Regions from separate parts of the Homo sapiens genome. Here regions 1 and 3 are each linked to region 2. The links are chromatin loops, found by intact Hi-C in ENCODE. Cell type or tissue: A673. All regions are shown on one strand.

What was found. Hi-C counts contacts between places; a loop is a spot of excess contacts. Peaks named below come from ENCODE experiments on the same cell type or tissue, not always from the same donor. Only the 100,000 strongest peaks of a DNase experiment are listed, where the experiment ranks them.
Region 1: a loop joins it to region 2, with 5 times the contacts of the local background. A loop is called at or near these places in 4 of 110 quality-filtered maps.
Region 3: a loop joins it to region 2, with 6 times the contacts of the local background. A loop is called at or near these places in 10 of 110 quality-filtered maps.

What each region holds. Positions count from the first base shown.
Region 1 is chr10:117,088,964-117,093,963 of GRCh38, reverse strand. It overlaps a transcript of SHTN1 not described here. Among named protein-coding and RNA genes, the nearest start is that of VAX1, 47 kb to the left of the region's middle. In A673, no CTCF peak of the experiment used is centred here; DNase peaks (open chromatin) are centred at 1,353 and 2,933; H3K4me3 peaks cover 479 bases; H3K27ac peaks cover 5,000 bases.
Region 2 is chr10:117,172,872-117,177,871 of GRCh38, reverse strand. No RefSeq gene overlaps it. Among named protein-coding and RNA genes, the nearest start is that of MIR3663HG, 6.3 kb to the right of the region's middle. RefSeq lists an enhancer at 2,574-2,753. In A673, CTCF peaks have their summits at 1,732 (motif pointing right) and 2,819 (motif pointing right); DNase peaks (open chromatin) are centred at 1,761 and 2,861; H3K4me3 peaks cover 2,012 bases; H3K27ac peaks cover 1,428 bases.
Region 3 is chr10:116,834,806-116,839,805 of GRCh38, reverse strand. It overlaps a transcript of HSPA12A not described here. Among named protein-coding and RNA genes, the nearest start is that of MIR9851, 9.7 kb to the right of the region's middle. RefSeq lists enhancers at 1,344-1,443, 3,394-3,688, 3,235-3,870 and a silencer at 3,394-3,688. In A673, a CTCF peak has its summit at 2,749; a DNase peak (open chromatin) is centred at 2,735.

The DNA.
Region 1 (5,000 bases), 84 kb after region 2:
CCCTCAAAATCATTTCTCCAGGAAGCTCCATGTTTTCCTCTGAACCTTTTATTTACCCAGGTTTGTTACTTGAGTGCACAACTACCCTTGACAGAAAGCATTGGTTTTTGAACTTGGGGTCATGTATAGAAAATCATATTGCTGAGTGTTTGGCTTCCTGTATCCCTTCTTTACCTGCACAATAGCACTGACAAAGTGCAGTCCACACAGTGAATGCCCATTGTGTGTGGTTCCAATGCATTGTCCACAATTGTTTCCTAGTTGTTCCGTAAGTTGTTACAGTACAGCTTATGACTAAAGAGAGCCTGGTGTCGTGAAAAAGTCCGTAGCCTTTGGGGTTGGGTAGATCGGAGTTTGAATCTGGCCTCAGCTACTTATTAGCTGAATGACTTTTGACATGACTTTTTTGAGTCTCAGGTTTTTGTTTTGTTTAGTTGTGTTGTGTTTTTGAGACAAGATCTTTCTCTGTCACCCCAGCTGGAGTGCAGTGGCATGATCTCGGCTTATCCTCCCACCTCGGCCTCCCGAGTAGCTGGAACCACAGGCATGCACCATGATACGTGGCTTTTTTTTTCATTTCAAGTTATTAATAATAATGCCTTGCAGGGTTGGTGTGAGCTTGAAAGATAGTGATTGTGAAGTGCTCAACACAAGATCACCTGCAGTAGCTGTAAAATGGTGGCTACCATTATTATTGTAGTAATACTTTCTGCACTTGTGGGCTCTGCTGCCTCCAATTTCTAATTGTATGTATCTGGGCATGCTACCTAACTTGTCTTAGCTTAGTTCCTCATGTGTAATATGGGATGATGGTAGTATATACTCAGTGTCCTTGTGAGGGATAGTGAACTGAGGATAGTAATACTAATGATAGTAGATATAATGACTACTACTGACATTTATTGAAGGAGTTCTCATTATATATTGTAGAGTCTGAAGCATTTAGGACTCTATAAGTATTGGCTGCTATTCTTGCATTTATTGTGAAGCCCTTAGAATTGTTGAAGAATTTCAGCTCTGTCAAATTCTTCATGTACTGCTATTAGTGGACCTGGTGGAACTGTCCCTCAACCAGGCATTTCTTATCTATGAGCTGAAGAAAGTATTACATATGAGCCCATACCCTTTTCTTTTTAAACCCTTCAGCCTCAGTCTCTCCCTTATCTCCCCCTCACTTTTTCTAAAATTCGGTTCTCTAAAGACAGTAACAATGTGAAAGCTCACCCTGAATAAGTCCAAGCTTCTCCAGAAAATGGTAATTGCTCATCTTGATTTATTCCAGTACATAAACTATCTGCATGCAGCTTTTCTCTCAGTGACCCAAACCAGCTGGGCGCCGTTGCCTCATGATTGGCAGATCCTTATGCACTGGGTGCAGCCAGATGGGTCTAGAGAATGCCTTCTTCTTCCCCTTTGTTTTTATTGGCTTAATTTGTCCCCAAAGGGGATAAAGTTTCACAATTTTTAAATACCGTGTCTGCATTTGTGTGTGTTGGTTCATTTCAAACACACAGGGATTTACTCCTACAGATTTATCAATTCTCGCATTTGTCGCAAATTCTGGATAAAGGATGTTGTAGCTTGGTCATCTAGAGAATCATAGGCTTTCATATGCAGCAGCAAGAGAGTTTCTGAGAGGCTAGTGTCATTACCCAAACTAGAGTTTGCTTGCCTGTGAGAGGCCAAAGTTATAACCTAACCTATTATGTTCACATCCTTACTGGGGATCATTTAAGCCCATGGCTTCAAATCAGTTCAGTAAACATCTCTTAAACATCGGTTATTTGCAAGCTACTGTGTTGGGCATAGTGAATGCAAATCTAAGTACGGGAAGTACTATGCAATATAGTGGTTACATGTACAGGCTTTGGTGTCACATCTGGGTTAAATCTTTCATCTATCCCTTATTAGTTTAGACGTTTTCCTCATTTATAAGGGGTTGAGAATACCAATCTCCCAGGGTTGTTTTTAAGGCTAAATGAGACACTGTATGTAAAGCCCTGATCACTTGACACATGGCAGTCATTAATAAGACACAGTCCCTGCCTCAACTGGAGGATACAGGCATGGAAAAGAGATCATTTCCATGTCATGTAGTAAGGGAACTAGGCTCATTCTGGCAGAGTGGGAGGAAGAGGGCTTAGAGAAACCTTCCTGGAAAGGACACTCACTACTTGCCTTCGGTCTTGATGGATGAGGCAGTCATTCATGTAAAGTAGGGCAAGGGACCATATTTTCCCAGTGGAAGGACCAGCATGAGCAAATGCATACTGGAGAAAATGTATATGCTAAAAACTGCAAGAAATTCAGTGTTGTTAGGAACTCAAAGCCTTTGGATTGTGCTTACCTGTTAAGAGAGGCTGCTTGGAAATGGGCTGGCATTCTTTGGGCCTTTGTTTTTGTTCCCTCAGGGTAACTTAGTAGGTTCCACCTCCCCTTAGAAGGTGACATAGTCCAAGGAATACCAGTTCTTCTTTAATTTGCTTAGCTTCTGTTCTGAAAGGAAAGGTCATTTATGGGGAAAGGTCATGTCTGTCATTTAAGGAAAAGTCAAATGTGGATTTCCAGAGCTTTCCTTTTTGACTGTGTGACCTTATGCTATTTAGCCTGTGTCTCAGATTCCTCATCTATAAAATTTAAAATTTGGATAGTAATACTATTTACCTCATCTGAGATATTTCAGGATTAAGTGATACAATCCATGTAAAGTATTTGGAACAGTCCCTGGCACAACGCGTAAGCTCGATAAATGTTAATATTGATGCGTTAATTACTCTCAGGAGTATTTCCATTCAGAAGAAGGCAGAATTTAACTGAGAGTAATGGTGGACTTTTTCAGCATGATGTCATTTCCTATTTGGAACAGAGGTCAAGAGAAATAGTAAAAGGTGATCCTGTGCTTTCAATCTTCTCTTCCAGAGGATAATTTAGTGCTACCACACACACTGTAGTTGGAAAGGGAAGCACAGTTCCTAAATCATCATTCTGAGCCAACTTGTGCTCTTCTGTCACAGGGTCAGAAGCCTTTAAAGAAAAAGTCTTGGGAACAGATCCACCCCAACAGTCAGATCCTTTTTCTTATTCTTCTTCCCCTTCTCTATCCTCTTTTTCCTGGCTCACCTTTCCCTCCCTCCCTCCCTCCTTTCCTTCCTTCCTTCCTTCCTTCCTTCCTTCCTTCCTTCCTTCCTTCCTTCCTTCCTTCCTTCCTTCTGTTTTCACAAATTAGGGCACATGGCTTGGAGAACAGAGGACGGGGCGGATTTTAAATTCATAGCTAGGTGCCCTTGTGTAAGACAACTGGCACAATCATATGAAACAGCCCTTATTCCCTTCTGAATTCTTAACTTTTATTTGAGCCCACCCAATGGTGATTGTTTTGTTTTATTTCAAATTGTGGAAAATACATATAGCATAAAATTGACCATCTTAACCATTTTTAAGTGTACAGTTTAGTAGTGTTAAGTGTATTCACATTATTGTGAAGCTAATCTCCAGAACTTCTTCATCCTGCAAAACTGAAGCTCTGTACCTGTTAAAACAACAACTCCCCAGCCTTCTGTCCCCTGGCCCCTGACGACCAAATTCTACTTTCTGTCTCTATGAATCTGACTACTCTAGGTACCTTTATCAGTGGGATATCAGTATCTGTCCTTTTGTGACTGGCTTATTTAAACTGACTTAGTGTCCTTTAAGGTTCATCCATGTTGTAGCACGTGTCAGAATTTCCTTTCTTTTTAAGGATGAATAATTCCATTGTATGTATATTACAATTTGTTTACCCATTCATTATTGATGGACATTTGGGTTGCTTCTTTCTTTTGGCTGTTAGTAACAGTGCTGCTATGAACATGAACATGGGTGTACAAATATCTCTTTGAGACTCTGCTTTCAGTTCTTTGGGATTTATACCCAGAAGTGATATTGTAGGATCTTCTTTGAAGAACCACTGTGCTGTTTTCCATAGCGGCTGCACTATTTTACATTCTCGCCAACAGTGTACAAGGGTTCTAATTTCTCCACATCCTCACCAACATATGTTGTTTTCTATTTGTTTTTTGTTTTGTGTTTTTTGATAGCCATTCTAATGGGTATGAGGTGGTGTTTCATTGTGGGTTTGATTTTTATTCCCCTAATGATTTTCATTTTCCTAGTATTTCCATAATGAATGAAATGTCTATTCAATTCCTTTTCCTATTTTTGAGTCAGCTTGTTTGTTTCTGTGGTTGAGTTTTAGAGTTCTTTATATATTCTGAATATTAATATTTTATCAGATATATGATTTGCAAATATTTTCTCCCATTCCGTATGTTTTCTTCTCATTCTGTTGATACTGTCCTTTGATGCACAGAAGTTCTTAATCTTGATGTAGTTCAGTTTATTTTTACTTTTGTTGCCTGTGCTTTTGACGCCCTATCCAAAAAAATCATTGCCAAATCCAGCGTCATGAAGCTTTTGCTCTATGTTGTCTTTTAAGAGTTTTATAGTTTTAAGTCTCAAGTTCAGGTCTTTGATCCATTTTGAGTTAATTTTTTATATGTTGTAAGTTAAATGGTGATTTTTTGTTACTTTTTAAAGAGAGTACAAAGTTCCTGAAGTATTATCCTGCCTTTCCCCACTTCTAGACTCTAAATTACTTTTTATTAAATTTTTACAATGATATGACTTACATAAAGGTTGTTTTAAGTGTACTGTTTCAAGCCTTTTGAAAAATGTACACACCACATAAACAACACCACAATCAAGATTAGAACATTTCTGTCACCCTCAAAATTCCCTTGTGCCCATTTTAGTCAGTTCTTTCTCCTACCCTCAACAGCCACTGATCTGTTTTTTCTCACTATAGTTTTGTGTTGTCTAGAACTGTTGCTAATAGGGCTGCTGTCTGTACAGCCCTACCATGGGTTAGTGGGGCTGTACAGCCCTATTAATGTGCCAGAGATAGGGTTTTATTCTGCCTTTACCACCAGCACTCAATAATAATGTGCCAGGTTATAGGGATA
Region 2 (5,000 bases):
CAGATCCAAGAGCCAATTAAACCTCTTTTCTTTCTAAGTTACCCAGCCTCGGGTATTCTTAATAGCAACACAAGAATGGCCTAATTCAAGGTGTTAGGAATTGGCATATCCTGGAGGACACTGTCATCCATCCCCTCTTAATGACCCTTCACTCTAAAGAGCACTTTCAGCCGGGCAAGGTGGCTTATGCTTCTAATCCCAGCACTTTGGGAGGCTGATCACTTGAGCTCAGGAGTTCAAGACCAGCCTGGCCAACATGGCAAGACCCCGTCTCAACTAAAAATACAAAAAAGATAGCTGGGCATGGTGGTGGCGTGTGCCTGTAGTCCCAGCTACTCAGGAGGCTGAGGTGGGAGGATCACTTGAGCCCAGGGGCAGAGGCTGCAGTGAGCCGAGATGGTGCCACTGGACTCCAGCCTGGAGAGAACTCCTATATGACCCAGAAATTCCGCTCCTAGATACATACCCACAAGAATTGAGAACAGGAACTCAAATACTTGTATATGAATGTTCATAGCAGTATTGTTCACAATTGCCAAAAAGTAGAAACAACCCAAATGTCTATCAGTGGACGAATGGAAAAACAAAATGTGGAATATACACGTAACAGAATATTATTCAACCATAAAAAGGAATGAAGTATTGTTACATGTCACGATGTGTATGAACCTCAAAAGCCTTATGTTAAGTGAAAGAAACAAACACAAATGGACAGAAAGTATATGTATTTCTATTACATACCCAAAATAGGTAAACCCATACAGACAGAAAGCAAATTGGTGTCTGCCAGGTGCATGAAGTATTGGGAATGGGGTCTACCTGCATCCTGGGTACAGGGTTTTATTCTGGAGTGACAAAAAATATTTGGCCGGGCATGGTGGCTCACGTCTGTAATCCCAGCACTTTGGGAGACAGAAACAGGCGGATCACCTGAGGTTGAGATTTCGAGACCAGCCTGACCAACATGGAGAAACCCCGTCTCTAATAAAAATACAAAAAAATTAGCCGGGCGTGGTGGCATGCGCCTATAATCCCAGCTACTCGGGAGGCTGAGGCAGGAGAATTGCTTGAACCTGGGAGGCAGAGGTTGTGGAGAGCTGAGATCATGCCACTGCACTCCAGCCTGGGCAACAAGAGCGAAACTCTTTCTCAAAAGATACATATATCTATATTTTGGACCTAGATAGAGGTGATGGTTTACGTAACATAGTCAATGTACTAAATGCCACTGAATTATTCACTTAAAACGGTTAATTTTGTGTTATGTAAACTTTACTTCAATAAAAACAAAAGAGAAAAGATTATGTCCATACAAATGGGGTGTTTAATAACCAGAAATACCATATGGACTTAGTGTCATCTCCTCTATCAATGAATCCGCTCTGGAGTAGGAGCATACTAGGTCTCAGAAGCTTGCAAATTTTATTCTTTTTTTTTTAACCGCCTCACTCCGCTCCCAAGAAGCTTGCAAATTTTAATCTGAGTTAATTTGCAAGTGGATTTGGGTAATCTGGCTCTAGATCCACTTAGAGGGTGCCTGTAAATAACTGTCTTGAGGGCAGGGGAAAGGCATTATGGCATCAAGCAGATAAAGCCTCTGATCTAGTTACAGTTCCTTCCAGGGATGAATAAAGCTTTGGGGACATTATCCAACCGCTTTATAAACCCAAGTTTATAAGGCCTGAACCCTCAAGCCCTTGAATTCCTTGTCACCACCTACAAATTTAGATGAGTTGCCGCAAGGGGGCAGTGGTGTCCAGGCGATGACCTCCCATGTTGCGCAAATTCGTAGAAATACTGAGTTTCAGATTCTCGAGTTTCTCTCGTTGAAAGCGGTAGCAATTATCCCCAGTCCACTTAACAAGCCAACAGCCATTTAGAAAATATGTATGTATATTAAAGAAAATACTGGATCTGGAAAAAGATCTTTCGAAAACATCATGTCCAACCAGGGTTATTATACAGAAACTGGGTTGAGAGAGGGCAGTAATTGGCCCAGAGCCACGGAGCCAGGCCTGGAACCCAGGTCTCGTATATTCACGTCCCATGCTCTCGGTGCTGCAGCCTCCTGCTCCCCTGAGCCTTTCTCCGGCGTTCAGCACAAGCCATGCCTGCGTGGTGACATGAGCACCTGTCTTTGTTGTTCCTACAGCACAGTTCCCGTCCCATTTCACCGCTGCCTCCAAATTCCCACCCCAGCTGCGCCACGTCTCTCAAGCAGAGCTGGCGATCCGAGAGCAGTGACTGGGGACGAGTGTCCACGCGGGGCTGACGAACTGTCAAAGCCGCCACCATCTGTCAAGACCTATGAGGACGCACACAGCACGGGCAGGCGGGCAGGAGAAGTGGCGGACGCAGTCGGCCACCCAGCATCAGCTCCGGAGGCGCGCTGCTTCACCTGGTGACCTGTCCCCGGCCTACGGGTCTCCAGGAAGCACTCCAGTCCCTGCCAGATGCTAGCGGGAAGGCAGGAGGGGGCGCCGTCCCAGCACCCCGGAAGCTGCCAATCTGCTTGCGGGGCTGAGACCGATCTAGGAAAGGGTAAGCAAAGATGCACGCGCCTGGGCGGCACGCAGCGGATTTCCAAGTCGTCTGCACAGATCATTGACCCCGCAGGACACGTGCGCATGTTGGCAGGGCCGACTCCGGAGGAATTCCAACTCTTCTGAATCTGCCACCTTGCAGAGGGGACAGCTGACCCTTCGCCCCATCTCTGAAAGGGCCAAGGATCTTTCCTCTCATTGCTTCCTACTGAATGCCCAGGATGCCTCGGTGTTGCCTACCTTCCGCAAAATCCTCAGGGCTGGATCGTTTTCGGAAACTGCCACCAGAGGGAGCTCCAACAATAGAGCTGGATTTTGCTTCCTCCCAGCTCATAAAGGAAGTCGGGGGCGGGGGAAATGCTGTTCTCTGCCACCAGCAGGTGCAAAGATCAGTTTAAAACGCCCAAGATTGTAACTTCACTACTAATTCGTGAAAAGCATATGGTGGAATAATGCTGGATCTGCAGAGTGACAGAATAGCTGTCCTCCACCGTGAGTTTCCCTCATTTCAGACTCAAATACTTCAGACCCAAATGATCTCCAAATCAGAACTCCTGCCTCTGCATTCAGTCTGTAGTGTTCTCTCCAGAGGACTGAATCCTAGCACCCTCGCTCCCCTCCCCTCCTCTGCCAGGCTTTACAGCCTCCGGAACTGCCCTTTCAACCAGAACAGAGCCCAGACTGTCACCTCGAACATCAGAGGAGTCCCAGCCCCATTCCTGAGTGCCCCTCTTCCCCCAGCTGCCCTGTGAACAGTGATAAGAGCTGTGACTGTGTTCTCCAGGCACTGAAATTAAAGTCAGAACCACTCCGGCTATAGATTCCATGTGCCGCTTCTTACTGCAGACCCTCATCTCGGTTTGGGATGGGGATGTGGGCAGTGTGTTTTGCTGCCAGGATGAAGTGGTTCAATTCTCCTAGAAGGAGATGCAGCAGTCACGTCCAAAAGCATGACAAAGCCCACCTAAGATGACCTGTATCTTAGAATAGTCTGAATTCATGAGGCTTCCGTCCTCATGTGAATATGTCACTAGCACTTGTTCCTTCTTCTGGGGGTATACTCAGCCAGCAATTTCCTTCTTTAAGTTTGGAGACAGTTGTAAAGAGGGGAGAACCCTTGGGCTCATGGGCCTTTAGTTTTCATGCAAAATCTAAGACCTCACCTAGTGGGGGAGGCAGAGAGAATTGGCCCTGACTTTCAGGTTTGGGGGTTCAGCACAGATCACTGTTGTGGGATCCAGACATTCCTGCACCCAGGAGATGTGCAAGGACAAGCATGAGAAAAACTGCATCTGGCCAGGCACAGTGGCTCACGCCTGTAATCCCAGCACTGTGGGAGGCCAAGGCAGGTGGATCACCTGATGTCAGGAGTTCAAGACCAGCCTGGCCAACATGGTGAAACCCCGTCTCCACTAAAAATACAAAAATTAGCCAAGCATAGTAGCACATGTTTGTAATCCCAGCTACTCAGAGGTTGAGGCAGCAGAATTGCTTGAACCTGGTGGAGGTTGCAGTGAGCCGAGATCGCACCACTGCACTCCAGCCTAAGCAACAGAGCCTTGGGGGAGAAAAAAAAGAAAAACAATGTATCTGAGGCGTGCGTGACTACTGGGTAACGGCAGCCATTCCTGGGGATGTCTGGAAAGGCTTCAGAGGGCAGGCAGACCTGAGTTCCTCCTGCCCTCTACCAAGAGATGACTGCAGCCTCCAGCCTGGCCTGCACTGGCAGGCACCTTCAAGAGGGACGACAGGACCAACAGGGAGCTGCTGCTGTCCCCCAGGCCTCCCCTGCTCAGGTCTCATTTGCCATTCATGACTTGTAGCTGAGATGGGTGGAAGGCGCCCTCTGAGGCATCTGGGTTCAAAACTCTGAATGAAGAGAGCACTTGCATTCTCTTTCTTCTCATGCATGGTCAAAAATGCAGACTCTGTCCAAGATGGTGCACACTCAGGGTTTTGGTTCAGGGATGATCAAGCCCCTTCATCAGTGATTTTCATCCTCATGTCAGCTAGTGCCTCCTCTGAAATGGCCTAGAGCCTTCATGCCATTGCCTCTGCCTTCCCCAGCATCCCCATTTCACAGGGCAGCTTGAGGAAGAGGGGCAATGAGGAACAGGGCTGAGACTCCTCTGATGTTTGTGGTGACAGTCTGGCTCGGTTCTAGTTGGAAGGGCAGTTCCTGAGGCTGTTAGTTCCAGACCAGCCTGGCCAACATGGCAAAACCCCGTTTCTACTAAAAATATAAAAAGTAGCCGGGTGTGGGGGTGCACACCTGTAATCCCAGCTACTCAGGAGGCTGAGGCAGGAGAACTGCTTGAACCCAGGAAGCAGAGATTGCAGTGAGCCAAGATAGCGCCACTGCACTCCAGCCTGGGGACAGAGTGAGACTCCGAAAATAAAAATAAAAATAAAAATGTGCACATTCTGTTATTCATGTGTGCATTTTAAAAAAAATGG
Region 3 (5,000 bases), 340 kb after region 2:
GTCCATATGATTACTATGTTTACGATCATGCAGTTACTATGTTTATGATCATATGATTGCTATGTTTTTGTTTATGATAGACTCACCTTGCTTTCAAATTGAGACTTTAAGATTATACACGTCATGCCATCCTGTCTCATCTATTTTTGACAAAATGTGTAGGTGAGATTTTAGGTTTTTTTTTTTTTTTTTTTTTTTTTTACGGTAGGCATCTACGAAGTCCTTTGGAATCAGTCACACTTGTGTTGATTACTAAAGTGCATCTCTTTCAATGGGGTATTTTTAAATAAGCTGTAACTTTGGATGGATATTACTGGAGGAATGGAGCTGTGATCCCTGTCAAACTGAGAAAAACAAGGGTATGGGAAGACTCCTTTGGCTACTTAGTGCTTTGTGACTTTTGAGGAGACTTTGCAGCACGTAATTCTAAGAAAATTGTAGGAAACAGCAAAGAAGAGCCGGGGTCTTCGTGGGGGAGGGGAGCGAAGTCTGTGCTCATGCAGCTTCAGTAATGTCTGACTTGATCCTAAACACTGCGGTTGAAATGTTCCTTTAGAATGATCTTGTGCATTCCACAAAGGCATAAAATAGTAAAATCTGTTTCTTTCCTTAGCCAGTAGCTCTATATTAATTCAGGAGCTATAAAACAAAGTTCAGATTGATGTCGTTTTCCAACTGTGAAAGTATATTCACCTTATGTATTGAATACAAACATTGCAACAGGCCCTGTTACCCGCTAGCCTGACTGTTAGCTTTTTATTAAAGTATAAAGGATCTTTACACTTCTGTGTGTTAACTTTTAGTGGATGAAATACATATTGGTGACAAATGTAAACACACGGATTTACTAAGTACATAAGGTGCTCAGGTTGAAATGTGTGTGGCTCTCACTACATAAATAAGTTGACAAACCTGAATTATGAAGAATTTAGCAGTTACTGCTCAGAACAATCACATATTAGCCCGGGTTAGAATTCTCATCTCTCTGTGCATTTAACCGGCTGTGCCTTGACACAGAAATAAGGCAACATTTTTAAAAATGCAGTCTTTTATTTTTTTAAAGCAAGCCCCAGCATCTTTACAAACCCTCTTTTGTATGAAGTTAAGACAAACTTAGCTAAAGGTTTAATTGTACCTTGTGAAGTCAGATGGTTTAAAATGTGCTATGGAGATCCATGTGATAAGATGTAAAGCATAATTTTGTTGCCTCTGAACTTTGGAATTCTAGGCAGACCTCTTGCATCAAGTACAAATAAACCAAAAAGGGGCATGCAGAAGTGAAACCAGTCCTGTGGCTGTTGTCAGATTTGACATTCATTCCACTGATGATGTGTGTGTTTGGCTTGTTTTTCTCCACTTCAAATGTTCTGTTTTCCCCCCCTCCAGAAATATGGTGAAACGGTGTTAAAACTGTCCACACACACTCTCACTCTGGGCATTCATGCAGAGGACACTCAGCCTGAGGACCAGCAGCAGGCCAGCAACCCCTGCCTCCCTCCCACACAGAATGCCACCTCCCGGGCCCTCCCATCCCACCCTGCCTTGCTGTGTTGCTCTGTACGAATGGGGTTTCTGTTTCCAGCCTCGATAGTCCAAGCTCTTCTCTTCTTGGATGCAGGGGCTTAATTCAACCCACTTTCCTGTGCCTAGACCACCGATCAAATAGGCAAAGCTACTAGAAATTGTCGTGTGGAGTAATTTACCGCTTACTATCTATTTCCCATGAGAGTATATAAATCTTGTTTTTTTTTAAGGGACTCAGAGCCAGGCAGAACTTTTGGGGTTATTAGTTTCATATTTTATTTAGTTCTATATTATCAAATTAAACATCTAATTATATGTGTTACAGGCAAATTAAAAAGAAAAACCCTGTCAGTATGAGCAAATAGAAACACATTTAAATTCCTGTTTAAAAGGCTATCAACATAATTCTTCATATTCGGGAATCAGTTTATTTAATGGGCTTAGATTTAAAGAATTTTTTTTTTTTGCATTCTTTTTACTAAATAGGTAGATAAAAATACCTTTTATTATAGGTAGGAAAATACCTTTTATTATATACAGTATATTTTGGTATAGTATGTGTTATTGCCCTAGCTGGATATCATGTATATTCTGATAGTATTAAAGTATTTTAAAATCTAAAATCCCCAGTCTCTAAATTCTAAGGAAAAAAAATGCTGCACATATGTTCAGCTATGGAAGTTGTACCATGACCTTTCAGAGGGTTTAGCTGCACAAAGTTCTACGGCTTTTTCAGATTTATTGCCATAGATGGTCTTTTTTATAGCTCAGTTCTCTGTGCTCTTTGTCAGTAAGTAGGCAGATGTTTTTGCCTTTTTATAAAAGTGTGATAATAGGCATGTCTACTGCCTTTACTTCATCAGCTAGAAGAACCATATCCATGGCTTATCCTGATGACAGGTGATTCACCTGAGCTTTGTTCCCAGATTGGTAGCGGGCAGCATGGCGTGTCGTAAGTGGCCCTTCCCACCAACTGAATTGAAAAAGGTTTCTTTCTGATTTAGATATAAACTTACACTTTCACCTGTCGGAGGAAAATGAAACCATCACTAAGAGTTTTTTATTTTGTAGGCAGGTTCATGTCTGTGACAAAGTGATTTATCCCCAGGTAAATTACTCCTTCACATTGGTGTGGCAATGACTATTTAATAAAGCTATTTATGAAAACTCCTTAAGTGTGTGGTCCCCGTTCCCACAGTGTGTCACTGCCGCCGCCAAGTGACAGGTCTGAAAAATCAGCAAATCCTAAACAATTAAGGCATCAATTCCTCCTTCCCAAACCAAGGCCCCTGCTACCTCCTAGATAAAGATAGTGTATACTTCTGTAAGGAGAAACGAAGACCCTTCCCCAAATCACACTGGACCCTATATGGGTGTCCCTCCAAATTCATGGCCTCTCAGAGAAGAATGGCATGGGTGATGAAGAAAAGAATTTCTTTCTCTGAACGAATAGATGTAATTTTAGGGTTGAAGGAGTTTGTGTGTGTGTGTGTGTGTGTGTGTGTGTGTGTGTTCGGTTCGTTTACCACAATTCTACACTAAAATCATACCATATAGCAGGGAAGAAATTCTGTGTCTTAAAAATCCACCAGTCACACCAAAAATTTGTAACTCCAGGAACACACAAATACTTGGGGATGTATGCAAAGACTGTTCTCTTCTGCAACCTCATTCTTGAACGGGGCTAAGAGCTTTTCAATTGCTGTGACATTTTCAGCCAGGGAAGTAGTAGTTGTTGCAGAGCAATGTTTTACAGGCAATTACTTTATATGATCAATGGAGCAATTCCCCTTCCAGAAAGGAACCAAAGCGATCTAGTTAAATCATTAAAGAGAGAAAGAGAGTGGGAGAAAGGGTTCATCTCATTAGCAGGTGCCAGTGCTGCAGGCTCCATGGCGGCACACAATGTCACTGGCCCTTTAAGACAATGACTATGCTCCCTCCACCACTGCCACCCCCTCCCCTGTAGCTGTTGACAGGTCTAAACCTCCCTAGCAGCCCATTGTGGCCACAGTAGGAGGCACCTGCAGAAAATGTGCCAAAGCCAGGCAGGGAGCAAGAGCTTTTCAATAAGCTCCGCAGCTGGAGAGGAGAGGCAACACTAAACAACCAGCCTGGGCCCAGGCATGTGATGGGAAAAGGGGTCAAAAACAGACACCTCCTATGGGCTTTCTGAGCACTGTTCGGTTCAATTTGCTGACATCTTCTAGCTGGCTTTTCTCTATTTGCTTAATATGCTGAGGTATTTAGCTTAAAAGCACTAAATGCCCCATCATGATGAGCCGTTTTCTCTTTCCCCATTTACTGTTATTAAGGACATTTTCCAGCATTTTCACTCTCTTTCTGCCCCAAACTAAGATTGTTTTCTTTCGCTCCTCTCTCGTGACTACTCACAGGCATTCACCACCACACACCGCCGGCTTGATTTTACTCATCTTTAATTCAGGGATGAGTAAAGCTCTCCAAATTTAGGATCTGTGCTACCTTTATAAAGCACACACTCCTGACTGCTTTCGGCACAAGTGTGGAAGCTGAATTCTTGCATTCCAACTAGTAAACATGTATTGTGCATCTACTGTGTACCCACCAGTGTTCGTGGGGCTTCTAGAAATCCACAGGTGAACAAGATATGCTTTTCCCCTTGTACTGTTTAGGAGCCAGCAGAGGGAATGAATAGCTAATGTAACTGTGGGTTCTAGGAATTTGTTTTACACCCAGTCGCTTGTCTTTGTAATATCTACAGCCCTTTTAAGAATAAGCAGGAGTGGAGGCAGAGGACGAGGAGTACCCTGGGATGGGCTGGTGGTACATTGGCTCTGTCAAATGTGCCTTGGGGAACCAGAGGACAGAGTCTCGGCGTCATCTCTCCAAGGTAAATGGAGAAAGAACCGGGCCTCGTTCCTCAGTTTTGGCAGCTCTTGTTTCTCCACGACTCCTTACGTGCACACAACGCTTCCTGGTTTTTGTAATTTTCCATCTATTTTTTCTTTCTTGATGTAGTAAGGCATTATCTCTGTCTTGCAGATGAAAACATCTGAGACTCAGGGCTAAGCACCTTGCCCAAGGCCACACAACAAGTAGGTGGTAAGTGTACAGGCCTGCCAGGGACCCAGCTCCTCTGCGCCCACCTAAATCTTTGCTTCCCTCCTGCCGGGTGCTGCCTCTTACAAACCGTCAACCAGCACGAGTACGCGACTTAAGAGCAACATGGAAACAAATCGACATTTTCACAGTGCAACTCTTTTCCCCCCTCCTACAGATGGAGAGTGTTGGCGTGTACGGATTCTGTGGGTGTAAAGCAAAGAACAAAATGAAGTGTGATTCAAGGTGGGAAATAGCCGCTTCAGGTAGGAAATTAACTAATGTGTGTAAGTATCAAACTGGCATCTGAAATAACTGCCCCAGAACCTCATTCCTGTCGAGAGGGACTAGGTATGTTTAAAACTGGGACGTTTAAACTTCTGCACGTGTAAGAT